Regions from separate parts of the Homo sapiens genome. Here region 2 is linked to region 1. A link is a loop called in an ENCODE intact Hi-C map of the cell type or tissue named here. Cell type or tissue: ascending aorta. All regions are shown on one strand. Links, peaks and the distances in the headings refer to the core of each region. The heading gives the core; the rest is flanking DNA. Region 1 has its middle 8.7 kb from the start of ZNF157. Region 2 has its middle 39 kb from the start of ARAF.

Region 1 (11,651 bases), core at 4,164-9,163:
ACCATGCCGAGCTAATTTTTGTATTTTTAGTAGAGATGCAGTTTTACCATGTTGCCCAGGCTGATCTCAAACTCCTGACCTCAAGTGATCCACCTGCCTCAGCCTCCCCAAGTGCTAGGATTACAGGCTTGAGCCACCACACCCGGCCTCTCTTTTTTTTTTTTGGAGTCGGAGTCTCGCTCTGTCGCCCAGGCTGGAGTGCAGTGGCATGATCTCAGCTCCCTGCAAGCTCCGCCTCCCGGGTTCACGCCATTCTCCTGCCTCAGCCTCCCGAGTAGCTGGGACTACAGGCGCCCGCCACCACGCCCGGCTAATTTTTTTTTGTATTTTTAGTAGAGACGGGGTTTCACCATGTTAGCCACGATGGTCTCCATCTCCTGACCTAATGATCCGCCCGCCTCGGCATCCCAAAGTGCTGGGATTACAGGCGTGAGCCACCGCTCCCTGCCTTTTTTTTTTTTTTTTTTTTTTTTAGAGACAAGGTCTTGCTATGTTGGCCAGGGTAATCTCAAACTCCTGGCCTCAAGCAATCCTCCTGCCTTGGCCTCTGAAAGTGCTGGGATTACGGGTGTGAGCCACCATACCCAGCCCACAATGCTACTGTTGTCTGTCCTTGAATATGGGCTTCTGTCAGCAATTCACCCATCTTTCATACATCTTTAACTCTGGCCTCTATTAACTCTTATCATTCATGGTCCTCTGGTCTACAATACAAAATCATGTCTCTCTCAGCTTGATGTGATTTAGGAAAAACCAAAAGTACTTTTCCTACTCCTTTTTTTTCTTTTTTTTTTTTGTAACAGGTTCTCTCTGTCACCCAGGCTGGAGTGCAGTGGTGCCATCATGGCTCATTGCAGCCTCAACATCCCAGCTGCCAGCTCAAGTGATCCTCCTACCTCAGCTTCCTGAGTAGCTGGGACTACAGGCGCTCAGCTAATTTTTTTTTTTTTTGACGGAGTCTCGCTCTGTCCCAGGCTGGAGTGCAGTGGCGCAATCTCGGCTCACTGCAACCTCCAACTCCCTGGTTCAAGGGATTCTCTTGCCTCAGCCTCCTGGTAGCTGGGATTACAGGCACATGCCACCACGCCCAGCTAATTTTTTTTTTTGAGACAGTATTTCGCTTTTTCGCCCAGGCTGCAGTGAAATGGCATGATCTCGGCTCACTGCAACCTCCGCCCCCCAAGTTCAAGCGATTCTCCTGCCTCAGCCTCCCGAGTAGCTGGGATTACAGGCACGTGCCACCGCGCCTGGCTAATTTTTGTATTTTTAGTAGAGACGGTGTTTCACCATATTGGCCAGGCTGGTCCTGAACTCTTGACCTCAGGTGATCCACCTGCCCCGGCCTCCCAAAGTGCTAGGATTACAGGCGTGAGCCACCACGCCCAGCCGCTAATTTTTTTTTTAAGAAACGGTACATTAGGGCCGGGCACGGTGGCTCACGCCTGTAATCCCAGCACTTTGGGAGGCCGAGGCGGGCGGATCACGAGTTCAGGAGATCGAGACCATCCTGGCTAACACGGTGAAACCCTGTCTCTACTAAAAATACAAAAAAAATTAGCCGGGCGTGGTGGCGGGCACCTGTAGTCCCACCTGCTGGGGAGGCTGAGGCAGGAGAATGGCGTGAACCTGGGAGGCAGAGTTTGCAGTGAGCCGAGATTGCGCCACTGCACTCCAGCCTGGGTGACAGAGCAAGACTCTGTCTCAAAAAAAAAAAAAAAAAAAAAAAAAGAAATGGTACATTAGGCTGTTCTTGCACAGCTCTAAAGAAATACCTGGGGCCATGTGCAGTGGCTCATGCCTGTAATCCCAGCACTTTGGGAGGCCGAGGCGGGCAGATCACGAGGTCAATAGATGGAGACCATCCTGATCAACATGGTGAAACCCCGTCTCTACTAAAAATACAAAAATTAGCCAGGCATGGTGGAGCGCACCTGTAGTCCCAGCTACTCGGGAGGCTGAGGCAGGAGAATCACTTGAACCTGGGAGGCAGAGGTTGCAGTGAGCTGAGATTGCACCACTGCACCCCAGCCTGGCGACAGGGCGAGATTCCATCTCAAAAAAAAAAAAAAAAAAAAAAAAAAGCTGGGCTCGGTGGCTCACGCTGTAATCCCAGCACTTTGGGAGGCCGAGGCGGGCGGATCACGAGGTCAGGAGATCGAGGCCATCCTGGCTAACACAGTGAAACCCCATCTCTACTAAAAAAAATACAAAGAAATTAGCCGGGCGTGGTGGCGGGCGCCTGTACTCCCAGCTACTCGGGAGGCTGAGGCAGGAGAATGATGTGAACCAGGGAGGCGGAGCTTGCAGTGAGCCGAGATCTTGCCACTGCACTCCAGCCTGGGCAACAGAGCAAGAGACTCCATCTAAAAATAAAAAATAACAGTAAAAATAAAGAAATACCTGAGACTGGGCAAAGAAAAGAGGTTTAATTGGCTCATGGTTCCACAGGCTATACAGGAAGCATGGTGCTGGCATCTGCCCAGCTTCTGAGGAGGGCTCAGGAAAATTACGATCATGACAGAAGGTGAAGAGGAAGCAGGCACGACTTAAATGGCTGCAACAGGAAGAGAGAGGGGGAGGTGCTACATACTTTTAAATAACCAGATCTTTTGATAACTCACTCACTCACTATCGAGAGAACAGCACCAAGAGGATGATGTTAAACCGCTCATGAAGGAACACCCCTATGATCCAATCAACTCCCACCAGGCTCCACCTCCTACTTTGGGGATTACAATTCAACATGAGATTTGGGAGAGGACACAGATCCAAACCATATCAGATGGGGGTCTCACTACGTTGCCCAGGCTGGTCTCAAACTCCTGGCCTCAAGTGATCCTCCTGTTTCAGCTTCCAAAAGTGCTGGGATTACAGGAGTCAGCCACTGTGACTGGTCTCCTTTTCCTACACTCCACTCTCACTCAGCACTTCTGATACCAGATGTGTGGAGGTTCCCCAGTGCCCCCTGCCCCCCAGCAAATTTCTGGCACATTCTCCAGCAAACACCAGTTCAGTGTCCTCTAATTCAATTCCATTCCAACATTACCTACCTGGAAGTCAGATCCCCTAGAGTTATAGTAGGCAGCTAGTTAGGCATGAGCAGGGCAGGAGAAGGCTTTCCTCCCACACCTAGGACCAGCAATGTCAGGTGACCATCAGGTGATGGTCTCAGTATCATGGGCTCAGTATCACAAAACCTCCCCCAACTTCAGATGCCAATGGCAAGCACAGGTTGTGACCTATGCTTCTTCTTCTTCTTTTTTTTTTTTTGATGGAGTCTCTCTCTGTTTCCCAGACTGGAGTGCAGTGGTGCTATCTCGGCTCACTGCAGCCTCCACCTCCCAGGTTCAAGCGATCCTCCTGCCTCAGCCTCCTGAGTAGCTGGAACTACAGGCACGAGCCACCTCACCTGGATAATTTTTGTATTTTTAGTAGAGATGGAGTTTCACTCTGTTGGCCTGGCTGGTCTTGACTCCTGACCTTAAGTAATCCATCTACCTCAGCCTCCCAAAGTGCTGGGATTATAGGTGTGAGCCACCATGCCCGGCCCCAGGCTAGTCTTGAATTCCTGGGCTCAAGCAATCCTCCCACCTCGACCTCACAAAGTGTTTGGATTACAGGCATGAGCCACCGCTGATGCTTTTGGTTTTTTATGGAGGCTTCATTACCTAGACATGATCGGTTAAACCATTGGCCATTGGTGATCAAGTCAATCTTCAGCCACTCTCCCCTCCCAGGAGGTTGGGGGTGGGGCTCAAAGTCCCAACTCCCTATTTAGTTGCTCAGCCCCCAACCTGAAGCTATCTAGAGGCCCCCAGCCACCAGTCATCTCATTAACAAGCAAAAGACACTCTTATCATTCTGGATATTCCAAGGGTTTTTGGAGCCATTTGTCCGGAAACTGGGACAAAACCAAATATATATGCCACAATATCACTCAGCTCCATCACCATCAATGGCATGTTATTGAGGCTGGGTGCGGTGCCTCACCCCTGTAATCCTGGCACTTTGGGAGGCCAATATGGGAGGATCACTTGAGCCCAGGAGTTTGAGACAAGCCTGGGCAACGTGGCAAAACTCTGTCTCTACAAAAATTAGCTGGGGTGTGGTGACTTGCACCTGTAGTAGCAGCTACTCAGGAGGCTGAGATGGGAGGATCACCTGAGCCTGGGAGGTCAAGGCTGCAGTGAGCTGTGGTCATGCCACTGCACTCCAGCCTGGGTGACAGAATGAAACCCTGTCTCAAAAAAAAGTCATGTTGTCTAGAATTGTGCCATCAGATAAGGCCGAAATAGCCACATGGTTATTGAGCACTTGAGGCTAATGAGGCCAGGTACAGTGGTCATGCCTGTAATCTCAGCATTTTGGGAGGCTGAAGCAGAAGGATTGTTTGAACCCAGGAGATCGAGGCTGCAGTGAGCTATGATTGTACCACTGCCCTCCAGCCTGGGCGACAGAGCAACACCTTGTTTCCAACAAAAAACAAAACAAAACAAAACAAAACAAAAAACTATGAGGCTAATCAGATTGAGGAACTGAATTTCTAAATTTATTCATTTTAGTTAATTTAACATTTAAATTAGATACTCACACACCCACTATGTACCCACAAAAGTAAAAAATAAAAAAAATTAACACACACACAATAAAATAGATAATTAAATTATTGGAAAACTTTTAAAGTATATTTGGAATGACTTGTGAATTTGTTGTTGTTTGTTTATTTATTTCTAGAGACAGGATCTTTCTTTGTTGCCCAGGCTGGAGTATGGTGGCACAATCATAGCTCACTGCAGCCTGGAACCTCTGGCCATAAGCCATCTCCCCTCCTCAGCCTCCTGAGTAGCTGGAACCACAGGGGAGCACCACGATGACTAGCTAATTTTGTTTAGTTTTTGTAGAGACAGGGTCTCACTGTGTTGCCCAGGCTAGTCTGGAACTGCTGGCCTTAAGCAATCCTCCCTCCTTGGCCTCCCAAAGTACTGGGATTACAGGCATAAGCTACTGTGCCTGGCCACTTGTGAATATTTTTGTTTTTGTTTTTTGAGAGAGTTTCGCTCTTGTTGCCAGGCCAGAGTACAATGGCATGATCTTGGCTCACCGCAACCTCCACCTCCCGGATTTAAGCGATTGTCCTGCCTTAACCTCCCAGGCACATGCCACCACACCCGGCTAATTTTTTGTATTTTTAGTAGACACGGGGTTTCTCCATGTTGGCCAGGCTGGTCTCAAACTCTTGACCTCAGGTGATCCACCCACCTCGGCCTTCCAAAGTGCTGGGATTCCAGGCGTGTGCCACCACGCCAGGAATGTTAACCTATGTTTTCAACTAAATTTTGTGAAATCTAAGTACAAATCAAGTATTTCTGATGAAAATTTAGCTTTCAAAATTGAGATGTGCTGTCAGTGTAAAATACACATCTGATTTCACAGTGTTATTACCACAAAAAGAATGCCAAATATCTAGGTAATTTTAAAAATTTATTACCTGTTGAAATAAGAATGTTTGGTTAATGTAGTTCAAACAAAGTATGTTATTAAAGTTAATTTAACTTATTTCTTTTCCTTTTTGTGTCATCTGTCTGCAACCTCTCATGTTACATCTCCTCCCTGTCTTCCACTTGGGTTGGAAATTGAGGCTCCTGTTCTGTGTCAAAGTGATTTAGTCTCTCAGGCATTAAGATGCTTCATTCTTAATGATGTAATTTGAACCGCAAAATTATTTCGCCTAGTGACAAGGATGTTCGCATTTCATTGGCCATGGAGACTAAAGCTTGCCTCCCACACAGAGCCATTGGCTAGCTGCACCATCTCTCCAAAGCAACCTCGGGCTGTGCCCCCACCCACTTCAAATACCTCCAGCTGTGCTATTTACCTGCACCCTCCCCGTCAGGCTATGTCCGTCCTGCCCCTTCCTTGCACTGGACAATGGGGACTTCTGCTGATTTACAGATCAGGCAGCCTCATATTGACCTGGGAGACCAGAGCCTGTTTCTTATATTCAGCCATTAGCTAACTGCGCCTTCTGTCCACAGCTTCTCAAGCTAGGCTTTGGCTGCCTCGCTTCACATGGCAACGGGGTTAGTTACTACCTAGTAACAGTTTACCATGACTGCCATAGGCTGAAGAGACTAAAGCCCATCTTCTCGTGCATTCATTGGCTAACTATTTATAGCAACTCAGGTCCCTTTCACCCTGCACATAGCAACAGGGGCTTCTCCCTAGAACAGGCTGCTACTTCATCCCATTGGCCACCAGGAACCAGATCCCACCTCCCCGATGCAGCCACTGGTCAGCTGCACCATCTGTCTACAACTCCCCAGATTTGGTCTAGACAAGAAATCTCAAACTGCTGGTTTCTATGAACTCTGCTGCCACCACTGCTCATCTGGCTGGACCTCGAACTTGGTCATTTGTTATCTAATCCACCGTCAATAACTCCCTTGTCAAAATCTAAAATCTGGGCCCCTGTTAACATTTTCACCACTTCTGGACCAACTTTAAACCCCATCTTTTTTTTTTTTGGTGAGACAGTCTCGCTCTATCGCCCAGGCTGGTGTGCAGTGGCGCGATCTCGGCTCACTGCAACCTCTGCCTCCCGGGTTCAAGCGATTCTCCTGTCTCAGCTTCCCGAGTAGCTGAGATTACAGGCGTGAGCCACCACACCCAGCTAATTTTTGTTTTTTTGGTAGAGACAAGGTTTCACCATGTTGGCCAGGCTGCCCGCTTCGGCCTCCCAAAGTGCTGGGATTACAGGCGTGAGCCACCACGCCCGGCTTCCCAGCAGTATTTAGTCTGACCTCAATCTAGTGCTCTGATAACTCTTCCACCATCACTGCCTTTCTGCAGCTTAGCATTCAGCCTTTAACTATTCCCCCAGCAATACCCCGCTGACCTGAAGCCTGAATCAGGCCTATTCATTTTTCCACCGTCAATACATACTAGGACTGATCTCAAACTTCACCTCTGTGAACTCTTCCAACATTAATGACCTTGATAAAGACTACCAAGGTCACATCCATAGTCGCAAAAGAGATGGGTTTATTAACCTGCTGCGGCAAGGAAGACCACGCCCCACAGGAACTGTGGGGATGTCTCACCTAAGGTAACTTAACTTGTTCCAGTTTGCCCAGGACTTTCCTGCTTTTAGTACTGAATGCCCTTGTCCCAGTAAACCCTATTCCTGGGCAAACAGAGTTGGTTGATCACCTTAGTGTCAATGAACAAAGGAAGAAATGGGATTAGTATAGGATATAGGAGTGGAGTTTAGGTAAAGTTTAAATGAAGCAGTGTTTTGACAAGCCCAAAGCAAAGGAGGTTGGTATGGAAAAGGATTAACATTAGGTTCAGACTGTGAAGCAGACCTAGGGTCCTTTTTCTTTAGAAACACAAAAGAAGCTGGGCGCAGTGGCTCACGCCTGTAATCTCAGCACTTTGGGAGGCTGAGGCAGTTGGATCACCTGAGGTTAGCAGTTGGAGACCAGCCTGGCCAACTTGATGAAACCCTGTCTCTACTAAAAATACAAAAATTAGCTGAGTGTGGTGGCACATGCCTGTAATCCCAGCTACTCGGGAGGCTGAGGCAGGAGAATCGCATGAACCCGGGAGGCGGAGGTCACAGTGAGTGGAGATCACACACTGCACTCCAGCCTGGGCAACAGAGCGAGACTCTGTCTCAAAAAAACCCACAAAAGATAGGCTGCGTGCAGTGGCTCAGGCCTGTAATCCTAGCACTTGAGGTGGGTGAATCCCTTGAGCCCAAGAGTTTAAGACCAGCCTGGGCAACACAGTAATATCTTGTCTTTACAAAAAATGAACAAAGGTAGCCGGGCGTTGTGGCGTGTGCCTGTAGTCTGTCAGCTACTTGGGAGGCTAAGGTGGGAGGATCACTTGAGCCTAGGAGGTTGAGGCTGCAGTGAGCTGTGATCATGCCACTGCACTTCAGCCTGGGTGACAGAGTGAGACCCTATCTCAGAAAAAAAAGAAAAGAAAAAAAAACACTAAACATAGATGTGAAGTTTTGGCTTCAGATACCCATTATCTGAAGCTCTGCACCTGGGTCAGAAATCAAGGCTGTTTCTCTGTGTCAAAGTAACTTAGATCCTCCAGGGAAGAGTAGGAGGTTTTATTCTTATTGATATTATTTCAAACAGGAAATTTTCCGATAGTCTATGATTTTAGATAACAAGGTTTCTCTGCAGGGCTAGGACTAGGGTAAGGTGAGGGAGGCATTCGCCTTAAGTGTAAAATGTAAGGGGGTACCAAAAAAACTCAGTAATCAAGATCAATACCATTTGACTGATTGAGACAGTGTTTCGCTCTGTCCCTTAGGCTGCAGTGCAGTGGTGCGATCATGGCTCACTGCAGTCTGGACCTCCCAGGCTCAAGAGATCCTCCCACCTCCTCACCTCCTGAGTAGCTGGGACTACAGGTGCGCGTCACCATGCGCAACTAATTTTGTTTATTTTTTGCAGAGACAAGGTATGTTGCCCAGGCTGGTCTCAAGTGATCTGCCCACCTCGGCCTTCCCCCAAATTCTGGGATTACAGGCGTGGACTATCGCGCCCAGCCAAGATCAATAACATTTTTTGTTTGTTTGAGATGGAGTCTCGCTCTTTCACCCAGGCTGGAGTGCAGTGATGTGATCTCGGCTAACTGCAACCTCCACCTCCCGGGTTCAAGCTATTCTCCTGTCTCAGACTCCTGAGTCACTGGGACTACAGGCACGCACCACTATGCCCGACTAATTTTTGTATTTTACTAATACAAGAGATGGAGTTTCACCATGTTAGCCAGGTTGGTCTCGAACTCCTGACCTCAGGTGATCCACCCACTTTGGCCTCCCAAAGTATTGGGATTACAGGTGTGAGCCATGGCGCCAGGCCTCCTCCCCTCCCCTCCCCTCTCCTCTCCTTTCCTTTCTTTTTTAGACAGGGTATCACTCTGTTGACCAGGATGGAGTGCTGTGGTGCGATCTCTGCTCACTTGCAACCACTGCCTCCTGGGTTCAAGCCATCTTCCCACCTCAGCATCCTGAGTAGCTGAGACTACAGATGCACACCACCACACCCGTTAAGTTTTGTATTTTTGGTAGAGAAGGGTTTTGCCATTTTGCTGAGGCTGGTCCTGAACTCCTGACCTCAAGCGATCCTCCTGCACCCTCTTCCCAAAGTGTTGGGATTACAGGCATGAGCTGCCGCGCCTGGCCGCGCCTGGCTGTTTTCTAAGCATTTTTCTTTTTTTAAAATAAATTGAAATGTGGTCTCACTCTGTCACCCAGGCTGGAGTGCAGTGGTGCAATCATAACTCACTGCAGCCTCTAACTCCTGGGCTGATGCGATCCTCCCACCTCAGCCTCTTGAGTAGCTAGGACTACAGGCGTGTGCCACCACACCTGGCTAATTTTTGTATTTTTAGTAGAGACGAGTTTCATCATGTTGCCCAGGCTAGTCTCGAACTCTGGATCTCAAGTGATCCGCCCACCTCAGCCTCCCAAAGTGCTGGGATTAGAGGTATGAACCACCGCGCCAGGCCTCTAAGCATTTTTCTATTGATAATTTGCTAAAAAAACATTAGTTGCCCATGGCCGGGCACGGTGGCTCACGCCTATAACCCCAGCACTTTGGGAGGCTGAGGCAGGCGGATCACCTGAGGTCGGGAGTTCAAGACCAGCCTGACCAACATGGAGAAATCCCGTCTCTACTAAAAATACAAAATTAGCCGGGCGTGGCGGAGCATGCCTATAATCCCAGCTACTCGGGAGGCTGAGGCAGGAGAATCGCTTGAACCCGGGAGGCGGAGGTTGTGGAGAGCCGAGATCGTGCCATTGCACTCCAGCCTGGGCAACAAGAGTGAAACTCAAAAAAGAAAAGAAAAACAAACAAACAAACCATTGGTTGTCCATATCAAAGGCTATTATTCCTAACTACTATCATTGTAGTGGGGCAAGGAGGGTAACGGAGATGGGGGGAATTCAAGTCTTCTCCATGGTAACTGCAGCACATCGAGAGATTGTACACCCTGACTCCTTTCCCCTCTTCTCCAGTGGTATCGCCCACGACGGGCACCTGTGTTAACCTGATTACTCCTCCTCTTCCCAGTGGTATCGCCAAGGGGGGGATTGTACCACCCTGACTTCTTCCCCCTCTTGCCCAGTGGTGTCTCCCTTGAGCATCAGAACACGCCCCCCTCCTCCCTGGGTAGGAGGCGCACCTCTGCTTCTTTAAACTTTGCCCAAACTTATAGAACCGAGTTCCAAAGACCAGCTTCTCCCAGAATCTTGCCCTTAGAGGGATTCTACCCGTGAACGCCCTCTCGCCCCCGCCTTCTGTGGAACAGCCCACTGTACGGAATGGGTGCTAAGATGGCGGCTCCCAAGAGACACGACATAGCGCAGCCATATTCCTCGCCTGACAACGCCACTCATGGACCAAGTCTCCGCCGATCCGTAACAGCGCTGTGTTCAGTGAGTAGACTACAATCTCTCAGTCCTAATGATCGTGTGCAAAATCAACAGCCCTAGAAGGTGCAGTGTCAGGGGTGAGGACAGGAAACGGAAATCCCCCTCAGAGGCCGTTTAAGTCTTCTTGGCGCGCGATGCTAAATGCAGTGCACGAGGTTTTATGGCGTGATAGTCGCTCAGGTGATTTTGAGGTTTTGTTGGCTTCGGGGGATGATGCATTGGCAGTTGTGGTGTCAATTGGTGGGGAAATAAAGAACCTAATGAATGGGAATCTATGAGTGTCAGGGATGAGGGCCTCTGGAGTAGTCAGGTTTTAGATTCCCTGCTGTGTCTTGATGTCCAGCCTTAATAGTGTGCGCTTTAGGTTTTTCCTTTATCAGTATTCCCAGAGGTTTGCTAATTTTATTAGCCTTTCCAAAAAAACAACTTTTGACCTTGTTGCTCCTCTGATCACAGATCTCTTCTGATGTACCTTCGTTTCCTATTTCTTTAATTTCTGCTCTTATCTGTACCGTTTTCTCTAACTTCTTAAATTGGATGTTAATTCATTAATGCTCAGCCTTTCTTTGTTAAAAAAATTTTTAAGAGCATGCGTTTTTCCTTAAGAATCTCTTTAGCTGCAATCAAGAATATTTTGTATACACCATCTTTTCTTTCTTTCTTTCTTTCTTTTTTGACGGAGTCTCGCTCTGTCGCCCAGACTGGAGGGCAGTGGCGCGATCTCCACTCACTACAACCTCCGCCTCCGTTTCCAGCGATTCTCGTGCCTCGGCCTCCCGAGTCGCTGGGATTACTGGCGCACGCTACCACGCCCAGCTAATTTTTATATTTTTAGTGGAGATGGTGGTCTTGCCATGTTGCCCAGGCTGGTCTCCAACTCCTGGATTCAAACGATCCACTCGCCTCAGCCTCCCAAAGTGCTGGGATTACAGGCGTGAACCACTGCCCCAGGCCGACTATTTTATATTAGTCAAAATTTTTTTCTTTTTGTAATCGTATAGGCCCACCTCCTTAAAATGTTTATTCTGGCTGGGCGCGGTGGCTTACTCCTGTAATCCCAGCACTTTGGAAGGCCGAGGATGGCGATCGGTTGAGTCCAGGAGTCGAGACCAGCCTGGGCAACGCAGGGAGAACCCCGTCTGTACAAAAAAAAAAAAAAAGAAAGAAAGAAAGAAAGTAAGAAAAATTA
Region 2 (11,651 bases), core at 3,714-8,713, 160 kb after region 1:
CTCTACAAAGAATTAAAAAAATTATCCGAGTGTGGTAGCGTGCACCTGTGGTCCCAGCTACTCAGGAGGCTGAGGCGGGAGGATCGCTTGAGCCCAGGAGGTCAATGCTGCAGTGAGCTGTGATTGTGCCACTGCACTCCATCCTGAGCAACAGAGCAAGGCCTTGTCTCAAATAAATAAATAAATAAAAATTAAAAGAGCTCAAATAAACTGAGACAGAGGTTGAAAAATGGTTACAATGGGTAGGGGTTGGAGGGGAGATGAAGGTCTGAGGATACAAAATAGCAGATACCTACGATGAACAAGTCTGGAGGCCAATGTACAACATGAGGACTAAAGTTGATACAATTGTATTAGGGATTTTTGCTAAATAAGTGGATTTCAGCTGCTCTCCTCACAGAAAGTAACTGTGAGATGATAGATACTATGCTAATCTGCTTCGCTATAGTAATCATTGTACTATCTACATGTATCTAGTCATGTACGTATCCCATGACATTATGTTGCAAACCTCAACTATACACAATAGCATTTATTTAAAAATAAAATAAAAATAGGCTGGGCGCTGTGGCTCATGCCTGTAATTCCACCACTTTGGGAGGTTGAGGTGGACAGATCACTTAAGGCCAGGAGTTCGAGACCAGCCTGGCCAACATGGTGAAACCCCATCTCTACTAAAAATACAAAAATCAGCTGGGCGTGGTGGCGGGCGCCTGTAATCCCAGCTACTTGGGAGGCTGAGGCAGGAGAATTGCTTGAGCCCAGAAAGCAGAGGTTGCAGTGAACCAAGATGGTGCCACTGCACTCCAGCCTGGATGACAAAGTAAGACTCTGTTTCAAAAATAAATAAATAAAAATAAAAATAAAATATACACTTAATTTCAAAGTGTGTGATATACTTTGTAGTCACTTCCAGGCACTGCCTAGGCTAAAAGTCACTTCCACTTGGTTATATTGGACCCAGGATGGTGAGGAATTTGCATTCAGCCCTGACCACGTGCTCCCCACATGGGTGCAGGAGGACAAATTTGTCAGGCAGCACCACTGGATGAAGACTTGGCATCTTCCGGCCCAATGTGGAGACAACTCTGTCTTCATCCTTCTAACTGACTAGGGTAGGAAGAGTGATTTACAGCTCTAGCTACCATAGGCCTGAGACATATCTCATAACAGAGGTGCTGGGAGAGCCGCCTTTTCCCCCCAGAACCCACCTGCCTGCCTGGCCCGGGGACCGTGGGGACCTGGGCTCCCTGGGGGATGGGGCAGAAGTGGCAGTAAAATAAATGGAGCGAGTAGAGGTGAGAAATAGAAGCTCCCCCCATTTGATTCCCCTCACTCTCCTCCCCAGTCAGGACCTCTCTTCCTGTGTTCTCTGCACCTGACGTGTCCCTTCTCTTCCAGCTTGTCAATGTGACCGGAATAAATGGAGGGATGAGTCAGGGCCTGGCATTGATCAAGGAGCTGGGAGGGAGGGTCTGGGCCTCTGTCTCTAGTACTTCCTGTTATTGGCAGCAAGGCGGGAGATAAGTCAGACCCCTGCATTCAGTTGCTAGAGAGGTGGCTGAGAGGAAGTCACTGAAGGGACCAAGAAGTGACATTTGTCATTTTCTCTCCTGCCTCCAGCTTTCTTTGGCTCACATTTCCACCCTATGCCCTAGGCTGCCCTGACATTCAGCCCTGCTGCCCCAGTGCCCTCCAGGACTTGTATCCCCACCCATCCATTGTACAGCAAATTCTGATCCAGAATATATTAGGATGTGAAACCCCATGTGTTCTTGATCTTCGATCTCTAATTGCCATGGTTAAGATAGAAATGACATTCTTGAGGTTCATCTATTTGAGAGAAAGAATCTAATCTACAGCTGACTGTGGCTCTGCCCTTCCCCATCTCCATTTCTTGATCCTTGTTAAGATAATGTAGAATTTGGGATTCATATAGTTATCAATATACTGTTTTATATAATAATCTTTTGGTTCAGCCTGGGCAACATGGTGAAACTCCATCTCCACAAACAAATATAAAAATTAGCTGGGTGCAGTGGTGTGTGTCTATAGTCCCAGCTACTCAAGAGGCTGAGGTGGGAGGATCACTTGAGCCCCGGAGGCAGAGGTTGTGGTGAGCCAAGATCACACCACTGCACCCTAGCCTGGGTGACAGAGGGAGAGACCCTGTCTAAAAATAACAACAACAGCAACGAGAATAATCCTTTGGTCATATGTTGACCAAAGGTTACAGTTTTATAACTGGATGGATATATATATATATATATATATATATATATATATATATATTTTTTTTTTTTTTTTTTTTTTGAGACAGGGTCTCACTCTTTTGCCCAGGTTGGAGTGCAGTGGCGAAATCTCGGCTCACTGCAACATCCGCCTCCCGGGTTCAAGCGATTCTCTTGCCTCAACCTACTGAGTAGCTGGGACTACAGGCCTGTGCCACCACGCCCAGCTAATTTTTGTATTTTTAGTAGAGATGGGGTTTCCTCATGTTGGCCAGGCTGGTTTCGAACTCCTGGCCTCAAGTGATCTGCCCGCCTTGGCCTCCTGAAGTGCTGGGATTACAGGCGTGAGCCACCGCGCCTGGCCTGAAGGCATAATTTTTAAACCATAATTATGTTTTTGTTTTGTTTTTGTTTTTGTTTTAAGAGACGGGGTCTCACTCTGTTGCTCAGGCTTGTCTTGAATTCCTGGGCTCAAGCGATCCTCCCACTTCGGCCTCCCAAAGTGCTGGGATTACAGGCACGAGCCACTGCTCCTGGCCTCATAATTATGTTTAACCTGCTTCATTTTTCACTGCCAGGCTCAGCAGTGTCCAATAGAAATATAACGTGAGCCACCTATGTAATTTTAAATTTTCTTGAAACCACTTTATAAAAAGTAAAAAGAAACAAGTGAAATTAATTTTAATCATATATTTTATTTAACTCAATAGCTCCTAAATTGCATCATTTCAGCATGTAATCAATATAAAAATATTAATGAAATATTTTACAATCTGACCCAACAAGCTGGTAGATCTGACATGAAAACGTGTCTACCCATTAGGATGTCTATAATTTAAAAAAAACATAGAAAATAACAAGTGTTGGTGAGAACGTAGAGAAATTGGAACCCTGGTGCACTGCACTGTTGGTGTGATTGTAAAATGGTGCAACTGATATGAAATAGTTTAGAGGTTCCTCAAAAACTTAAAACTAGAACCACCATATAATCCAACAATTTCATTTCTGAGTATACATCAAAAGAATTGTGCCCGGCATGGTGGCTCATGCCTGTAATCCCAGTGCCCTGGAAGGCTGAGGCGGTGGGTGGATCGCTTGAGCCCAGGAATTCAAGACCAGCCTAGGCAACATGGTGAAACCCTGTCTCTACCAAAAAAAAATTAAAAAGTTTGGCAGGAGTGGTGGTATGTGCCTGTAGTCCCAGCTACTTGAGAGGCTAAAGCAGGAGGATCTCTCTCTTTTTTTTTTTTTTTTTTGAGACAGAGTCTCACTCTGTTGCCCAGGCTGGAGTGAAGTGGCATGCTCTCGGCTCACTGCAACCTCGCCTCTTGAGTTCAAGTGATTCTTGTGCCTCAGCCTCCCTAGTAGCTGGGATTACAGGTGCGCGCCACACACCTGGCTAATTTTTATATTTTTAGTAGAGACGGGGTTTCACCATGTTGGCCAGGCTGGTCTCAAACTCCCGACCTGAGGTGATCCGCCCACCTCAGCCTCCCAAAGTGCTAGGATTATAGGCGTGAGCCACCACGCCCCGCCTTGGGAGGATCTCTTGAGCTCAGGAGATTGAGGCTGCAGTGAGCCAAGATTTTGCTACTGCACTCCAGCCTGGGCAACAGTAAAACCCTGTCTAAAAAAAAAAAAAAGAAGAAGAAGAAGAAAAAGAATTGAAAGCAGGGTCTTGAAGAGATATTTGTACACCCGTGCTCATAGCGTTATTTTTATTTGAGGCAGGGTCTTGTTCTATTGCCCAGGCTGGAGTGCAGTAGCGCAATCTTGGCTCACTGCTACCTTGACCTTCTGGGCTTAAGGAATCCTTTCACCTCAGCCTCCTGAGTAGCTGGGACCACAGCCACACACCACCACATCAGACTAATTTTTAAATTTTTTGTAGAGACAAAAAGTCTTACTATGTTGCCCAGGCTGGTCTCGAACTCCTGGGTTCAAGTGATCCTCCCACCTAGAGCTCCCAAAGTGTTGGGATTACTGGTACGAGCCACTGTGCCTGGCCCTCCCTCACTTTTTTACAAGACAGTGTCTCATTCTGTCTCAAAGTGAGACTGAGGGAATAGAGGTGAGAAATGGAAGCTCCCCCCATTTGATTCCCCTCACTCTTCTCCCCAGTTAGGACCTCTTTTCCTGTATTTTCTGCACCTGACGTGTCCTTTCTCTTTCATCTTGTCCCTGTGACTGGAATAAATGGAGGGATGAGTCAGGGCCTGGCATTGATCAAGGAGCTAGGCATTGATCAAGGAGCTAGAAGAGAGAGCTGGGCCTCTGTCTCTAGTACTTCCTGTTACTGGCAGAAGGGCGGGAGACAAGTCATAGAAAACAACTTTCCCAAAATAAAGTGTTGACGAGAATATGGAGAAATTGGAACTCTGGTGCACTGTTGGTGGGATTGTAAAATGGTGCAACCAGGCTGGCGCAGTGGGTCATGCCTGTAATCCCAGTACTTTGGGAGGCTGAGGTGGGTGGATCATTTGAGGTTAGGAGCTTGAGACCAGCCTGATCAATATGGTGAAACCCCATCTCTGCTAAAAATACATAAAACTAGCCAGGCATGGTGGTGGGTGCCTGTAAGCCCAACTACTCGGGAGGCTGAGGCAGGAGAATCACTTGAACCTGGGAGGCAGAGGTTGCAGTGAGCGAAGATTGTGCTACTGCACTCCAGCTTGGGCGACAGAGCCAGACTCTATCTCTAAAAAAATAAAATAAAATGTGCAACCAATAGGAAATAGTTTGGAGTTTCCTCAAAAAATTAAAAATAGAACTACCATATAACTCAGCCATTTTACTTCTGAGTATATATAAAAAAGAATTGAAAGCAGGGCCTTGAAGTGATATTTGCACACCCACATTCAGAGCAGCATTATTTTTTTCTCAAGCTGGAGTGCAATGGTGTGATCATAGCTCACTGCAGCCTCAAACTCTCAGGCTCAAGTGATCTTCTTGCCTTGGCCTCCCAAGGTGTGGGGATTACAGGTGTGAGCCACTGTACCCAGCCTGAGCTCTTTTAAAAATATTCTACATATAAGTGAAGTCATGAAATATTTTTCTGCCTGTGTCTTAAGCAAAGCTATCCTTCAAAAATGAAGGAGAAATTAAAGTTTTTCCCTGACAAGAAAAAGCTGACGGAATTTATCACCACTAGACCAGTCTTAAATGTGGATTTCTAAACCTTGCTAGTCAGTTTGCCAATATTTTAACTTATACCTGTAGCATTTTAATGTCTATTTTATTCCATAAAGATGTATTGGGTACCAGATGTGTGCTTGACACATGGTTACCTGTGGGTCTTTTTATTTCAATTTCATCTTTTACACCAAAAGCTTCTAGGCCTGCCTCCACTATCCAGGTGCCCTGCACTCTCCATTAGGGTGCTGGGGCTAGGGCTCAGATGCCTAGATTCTCCTGAGAACCATCAGCCAGGGAAGAGGAGTTGGGAATGGAAAGCTGCCTTGTTTGTCCGGTACATATGCATATGTAGTTACTGGGGAATTGTAGTTACTGGGAAATTAAATCAGGGCCAACATGTGCATGTTTCTAACGTGGGGATAGATTTCTTCAATTCATTAGATCAATTGAGAGATTCTTAACTGTTTTGAACAGACAAATGTTGACAGGAGTTTATTTCCAGAGGCATATGGACTAAGAGTTTAGGTCTGTGGTGTATATCAGGGTGGGGATTGTTAAGGAAAAGGGATATCTGGGTATTAGGGGAAGGGGTGCACAGATATGTAGGACCGACCCACAGGCCTGGGTGACATCTGGACATCGCCTTACCAAGGAGCCCCGGTGCCCTCCTCAAGCCCTGCCCAGCTCCTTTTCCTGCCTGGCCACAGCCTGGGATGTACCTGGCTTCCCTTTATCTATAAAAAGGAAAGGCTTCCATTTATTTTAATATGAATTTATGCACATTCTACAAAGGCATTACCACACCTGCAGAAAACCATTGTTCGTACTTGGAGGGAGTTTTGATGATCATTCCTGTTCTGTGTATAGTTCACATTTTTACATGGAGATTTCTGTGTGTGTATCCTGCCTTTTTTGCTTTAATAGTACATGAAAATAATTTCCCATGATGTTACATAGTATTGATAAACAATTTTTCAAATGGTTCCATAATATTTTTAAAGAGACTGTCTACCTGAGTTTCTTTAATTTCATATTCCCTGTGGCTTCAGATGTTTCCTTTTTTAAGGATAATGCTTTGATAAGTATCTTTACACGCGTACGCGCACACACACATCCATCTCTGATCCATCAATCTATCAAAAGAAGAGGAGGATGGAGAAGATGGAGGAGGTGAGGGAAGAGGAAAGGAGGAGGGCTGCTCCTTCACGTCGTGAGCTCTGCGGGTGGTTGCGGAGCCTGGGTGAACACGACCGTGACCGTGGCTGCGAAGGCGGGCCCCGCCCTCTGACTGCGGACTACGCGGCGGCGCCTGTGCCGCAGTAGCGCTGGACCTTGGCCTCTGGCGGTCTCTGGCGCCCCCTCCCGTTCGCATCGTGAAGCTGGGCCGAGCCCGCTGCCCGCCGTTCCTCGCTCCTGTCTGCACCTCCTCCTCCGTTTTGCTTCCCTGCAGCTTTTGCCCCGCCCCCCTTCCCCTGCCTCCCCCTGGCCCTCCGCGTGTTAATTTAGGGGCCCCAACCCGGGGAACCCCTCGCAGAGCCAGCTGCTGTCGTTAGGCCCGGGTGAGTGAGCAGGACGAGAGGGCACGGCTGGCGACGGAGCCCCTCCCAGCGCTGCGGCGGGAGAGGGGGCTCAGCTCGAGTCGCCACCCGGACTCGCCGGACCCAGAGCTCCTCTTTGGGGTTCCCGCTCTCCCGCTCCCCGTGCTCCTGGGAAGAGGTTCTGGAAACGACCGAATCTGGGTGCAATCGGGGTGGCGCACAATCGCGCCCCTCCAGTCCCCTCTGCGGGCAGAGGAAGTGGGACTCGAGGACCAGAGCTCTCGGGCCTCCTGATCCAGGGACCTGCCATTTCCTGGCCCAGGACCCCGGGAATGCCCGAGCATGGCACCTCGACGTGGCAGGAAAACTGTTCAGGAGGCGGCAGAGGAGCCTGTGGGGGACGGGAGGCAGCCACCTCCCCGCGTCCTTCGAACCCTTTGCTTGGGCTGCCGGGCATCAATACCCCAACTCACCCAGCACCCCCTCTTCAGAATAACCTCAAAACCCAACCGGGCTCCTGGCCACAGGGCCTTCTCTTAGTCCAACCACCAGGCTGAGTGAATCCTCGTGGAGCCAGGAGGGTCCTCAGTGACCCTGCACAAACCCGTTATCAAGTCACCCCAAGTGGGATCCAATTAGCATCCTGTCTCACCCAGAATCGCCACTTACCACACCTCTACCTGCCTCTGTGTGCTTGGTCCCCACCATTTCTCCTGCAGTCCCAGACTAAGGAAGGACTGGACGGCCCGACCCAAGCCTCCCGCAAATGATTTTAAGGAAGGAGATGCCCCTCGGCAGCCAGACATGAGGATTGATTCCAGGACTCACCCAGCTGCTGCCCCAGGGACCCCACAGACTTCCCAAGCAGAGCCAGTTCCCTGGGAGGGCTGCATGGAGGAGGAGACCTGCCAACACTGGAGCCGAGGGGTTTCTACTGATTCATTCACAAAGCTTAGATCTCAGATCTTGGACACATGACTGAACTTCACAAAGTCTCAGGATCCACACACATTTTCCATTTATTCTTCTTATTTTATTTTATTTTTTAGACGGAGTCTTGCTCTGTCACCCAGGCTGGAGTGCAGTGGTGCGATCTCGGCTCACTGCAACCTCCACCTCCCGGGTTCCAGCAATTCTCCTGCCTCAGCCTCCTGAGTAGCTGGGATTACAGGCGCCTGCCGCCACACCTGGCTAATTTTTTGTATTTTAGTAGAGACGGAGTTTCACCGTGTTGCCCAGGCTGGTCTCAAACTCCTGAGCTCAGGCAATCCACCCGCCTCGGCCTCCCAAAGTGCTAGGATTACAGACGTGAGCCACCAGCCCAGCCTCCATTTATTCTTCTATCCACACATTCGCCAAGTACAGTCATCCCTCAGTATCCAGGAGAAATTGGTTCCAGGACCCCCACGGATACCAAAACCCACGGATACTCACACCCCAGATATTAAATGGTGTAGTGGTTGCATGTAATGCACACATATCCTCTTGTACACTTTAAACCATCTCTAGATAACTTATAATACTTCATACTATGTAAATAGTTGCTATACTGTATTATTTGTATTATTTTTATTTTATTTTTTTTCTGAATATTTTCTATCTTTGGTTGGTTGAATCTGAGGATGCAAAACCAGGCATAGGGTGGACTGGATGTTGGTCCTGGTATTTGGGATGAAAGGAGAGTGAGAGGGCGTTCAGGGCAGGAAAGAAAGAAGCTGGCATTACAGCCGAGTGCAGTCAGGGACCTTGGGAGGCCTGCCAACAGCACATGCAGAAAAGCTGGGAGCACTGGGGCGAGTTGCTCAACTCCACCTGAGGGGCAGAAGGGGGCCCGGAACGCTGCTGCCAAGAAGTCGCCTTAGAATTAGGCTGTGGGGCTGGGTGCTGTGGTTCACGCCTGTAATCCCAGCACTTTGGGAGGCTGAGGCGGGCAGATCACTTGAGTTCAGGAGTTCGAGACCAGCCTGGTCAACATGGTGAAACCCTGTGTCCACTAAAAATACAAAATTAGCCGGGTGTGGTGGTGGGCACCTGTAATCCCAGCTACTAGGGAGACTGAGGCAGGAGAATTGCTTGAACCAAGGAGGCGGAGGTTGCAGTGAGCTGAGATCTTGCCACTGCACTCCAGCCTGGGTGACAGACTGATACTCTGTCTCAAAAAAAAAAAAAAAAAAAAAAAAAAAAGAAAGAAAAAGAGAAAAAAGAATTAAGCTGTGGGAGGTGAGAAGGGATTTGCCAAGTAGACAAAGAAGGCTGCCTGGGAGCAGGGGAGGTGGGTGGGGGGCAGTAGCTGGATCACAGAGGACAACAGGAGGAGCGGAGGAAATGTTTGGTCAGACTGGTGTTTGGGAAGGTTGGCCACTGGCAGTGTGTATGCAAGGGGGGACCTCAGGGAGCGAAGGTGGGTTAAGGGGGAGCTCAGACTGGTGTGGAGCCCTAACATGGACATCTATGATCTTTCTGCCTTTAGAGGGCTAGTTTTCACCAAGTTTCCACCCGCACTGCAACCCAATGACAATGTTTAAATATTCTGGGTGAGTCATTTGCTAGGATTTCTGCAAAAGTATTTGATTCGATCCATTTATGAATCAAGTTGATCCTTCCTTCCTTCTTTCCCTCCCTCCCTCTCTCCCCCCCCCTTCCTTCCTCTTCCTTCCTTCCTTCCTTCCTTCCTTCTTCTGTCTTCATTTGTTGCTCAGGCTGGAGTGCAGTGATACAATCAGAGCTCACCGCAGCCTGGATCTCCTGGACTCAAGCAATCCTCCTAGCTCAGCCTCCTGAATAGCTAGGATTACAGGTGTGCGCCACCATGCCCAGCTAATTTTTTTATCTTTTGTAGAGATGGGATCTTGCTATGCTGCCCAGGATGGTCTTTTTTTTGAGACAGAGTCTTGCTCTGTTGCCCAGGCTGGAGTGCAGTGGCACAACCATGGTTCACGGCAGCCTGAACTTCCTAGGCTTAAGTGATCCTCCCATCTCAGCCTCTTGAGTAGCTGAGACTACAGGCATTCACCACCATGCCTGACTAATTTTTTATTTTTTGTAAAATAAAAAGGTAGATGGGGTCTCGCCATGTTGCCCAGGCTAGTCTCGAACTCCCAGGCTCAAGCAATCCTCCTGCCTCAGCCTCCCAAAGTGTTGGGATTGCAGGCATGAGCCAGCATGCTTGGCCACCAGACTGGTCTTGAACTCCTGACTTCAAGTGGTCCTCCTGCCTCGGGATTGCAGATGTGAGCCCCTGTGCCAGGCTAAGTTGGTGTTCTTTCTTTATGGATTGTTATACCCCCAGGAGAGGCTGATAGCTACCCAGAGTTCTGCCTGTCAGTTTCGAGGTCTCATCTCAGTGACCCACAATCTCTCCAGCTCCCCAGCACTGCTGAGTGGAAAGAGTCTTCCTGTCTTTTCCCCTGCCCCGGGCCCAGGCAGCATCCAGGTAACTGTGGGGCTGAGGCTGGAGCAGGCCAGGCCCATGAAGCAGGTTGGCACCTCGAGAGTTTCTGCTTTTCCTCAGAATCTGAGGTACTTCTTGGTAATGAGGTAGAGCCCAACCTCCTTAAAAGTGACATGCTTGCCAGTGCAGTTTGCTACCATTTGTGTGTTTGAATACAGTTAAAAATTCTGTAACTTTGTCTATAAAGACAAATAGACAAAACCAAGATCTGGAAGCAAAGAAAACAGTTAGGAAATGAAAATTATAATCCAGGTGAGAGGGGATGAAGACTTGAATCAAGGCAGGAGGCGTGGGAGGCAGATGCCATATACTCTTTTGCAAGCTTCTTGTGAACATCGAATTCGATAAGCTGCAGAAAAGCAGCTGGCATGGTGCCTAGCATACAGTAGGCATCAAATAAGTGCTGGGTTGCCACCCACCCCCTCCTTGAGGCAAGTTCTGTCAGAAAGCAGGCCCAGGGGTGTTCTCTGCAGAGAGAAGCCAGGATGAAGGCCTTGTTCCAGCTCCTCGGAGACCTGTGGGTCTGACCCCACATGCCTGGCAGAAGTGCCTCCATTTTAACTGCCTTGGGCCTTCTTGACCACAGTGTGAGCGACCACAGCCCCGTCACAGGCTGGTACTTGGGGCCTCTCCCCTCCTCTCACTTGTGGAGAGTAGGCCCAAAGTTGGGCCTATGTGGCCACATAAGCACTCCATCCTTGTCTTCTCTCCTTGGTTCTTCCCTACTCACCACCACCCCAACCAACAAGAAAGGAAGAGAAAGGTCCCACCCCACATATATTGCCTGTCCCAGTGTTTGATAGGGAAGGAGGTGGTAACACTCGGTGTGACCCCCACGGAAAGACAGTCCCCTCACACCCTGAGTTGGTGCCACACCATCAGCTCTGCAGCGGGCACTTTCAGCTCCTGCTGCTCCTTTGCCACCAGGTCTGGGGTTTCACTGTTCTGGGGCTCAGTCCCATGCCTGTCTTGTGAGGCTCTGGAATCACAGGAAAGAAACAGCGGGCTTCTCTGTGCTGGAGGTCCCCATGTCACAGTGGCCCAGGGCCAGGCCACGACATGAACACTCATGCTGCAGCTAAGAGTAAAGGCTCATCATTTCATCTGGAAACATTGACCTGTTTCTCCATTTTTCCCTTTAACTATCTGGCCACAGCAGGATTCCTGGGCATAAGGGCATAACCCTCCTTGAGGTTTTGCTTTCCAAGTGAGTTGTTTTATTCTAAAAATCCTACATTATACTCCATTTTAGCATTGAGTATCATTATTTCCTTTCTTTTTATTGAGACAGGGTCT

The links. Peaks named below come from ENCODE experiments on the same cell type or tissue, not always from the same donor. Only the 100,000 strongest peaks of a DNase experiment are listed, where the experiment ranks them.
Region 2: a loop joins it to region 1, with 5 times the contacts of the local background. A loop is called at or near these places in 7 of 110 quality-filtered maps.

The regions. Positions count from the first base shown.
Region 1 is chrX:47,356,037-47,367,687 of GRCh38, forward strand. No RefSeq gene overlaps it. Among named protein-coding and RNA genes, the nearest start is that of ZNF157, 8.7 kb to the right of the region's middle. RefSeq lists enhancers at 5,840-6,039, 10,165-10,494, 10,615-10,714. In ascending aorta, for the core only: a CTCF peak has its summit at 6,377; DNase peaks (open chromatin) are centred at 5,875 and 6,235; H3K4me3 peaks cover 553 bases; H3K27ac peaks cover 1,371 bases.
Region 2 is chrX:47,516,851-47,528,501 of GRCh38, forward strand. No RefSeq gene overlaps it. Among named protein-coding and RNA genes, the nearest start is that of ARAF, 39 kb to the right of the region's middle. RefSeq lists silencers at 6,808-6,877, 6,938-6,987. In ascending aorta, for the core only: a CTCF peak has its summit at 6,721 (motif pointing left); a DNase peak (open chromatin) is centred at 6,721; H3K4me3 peaks cover 1,101 bases.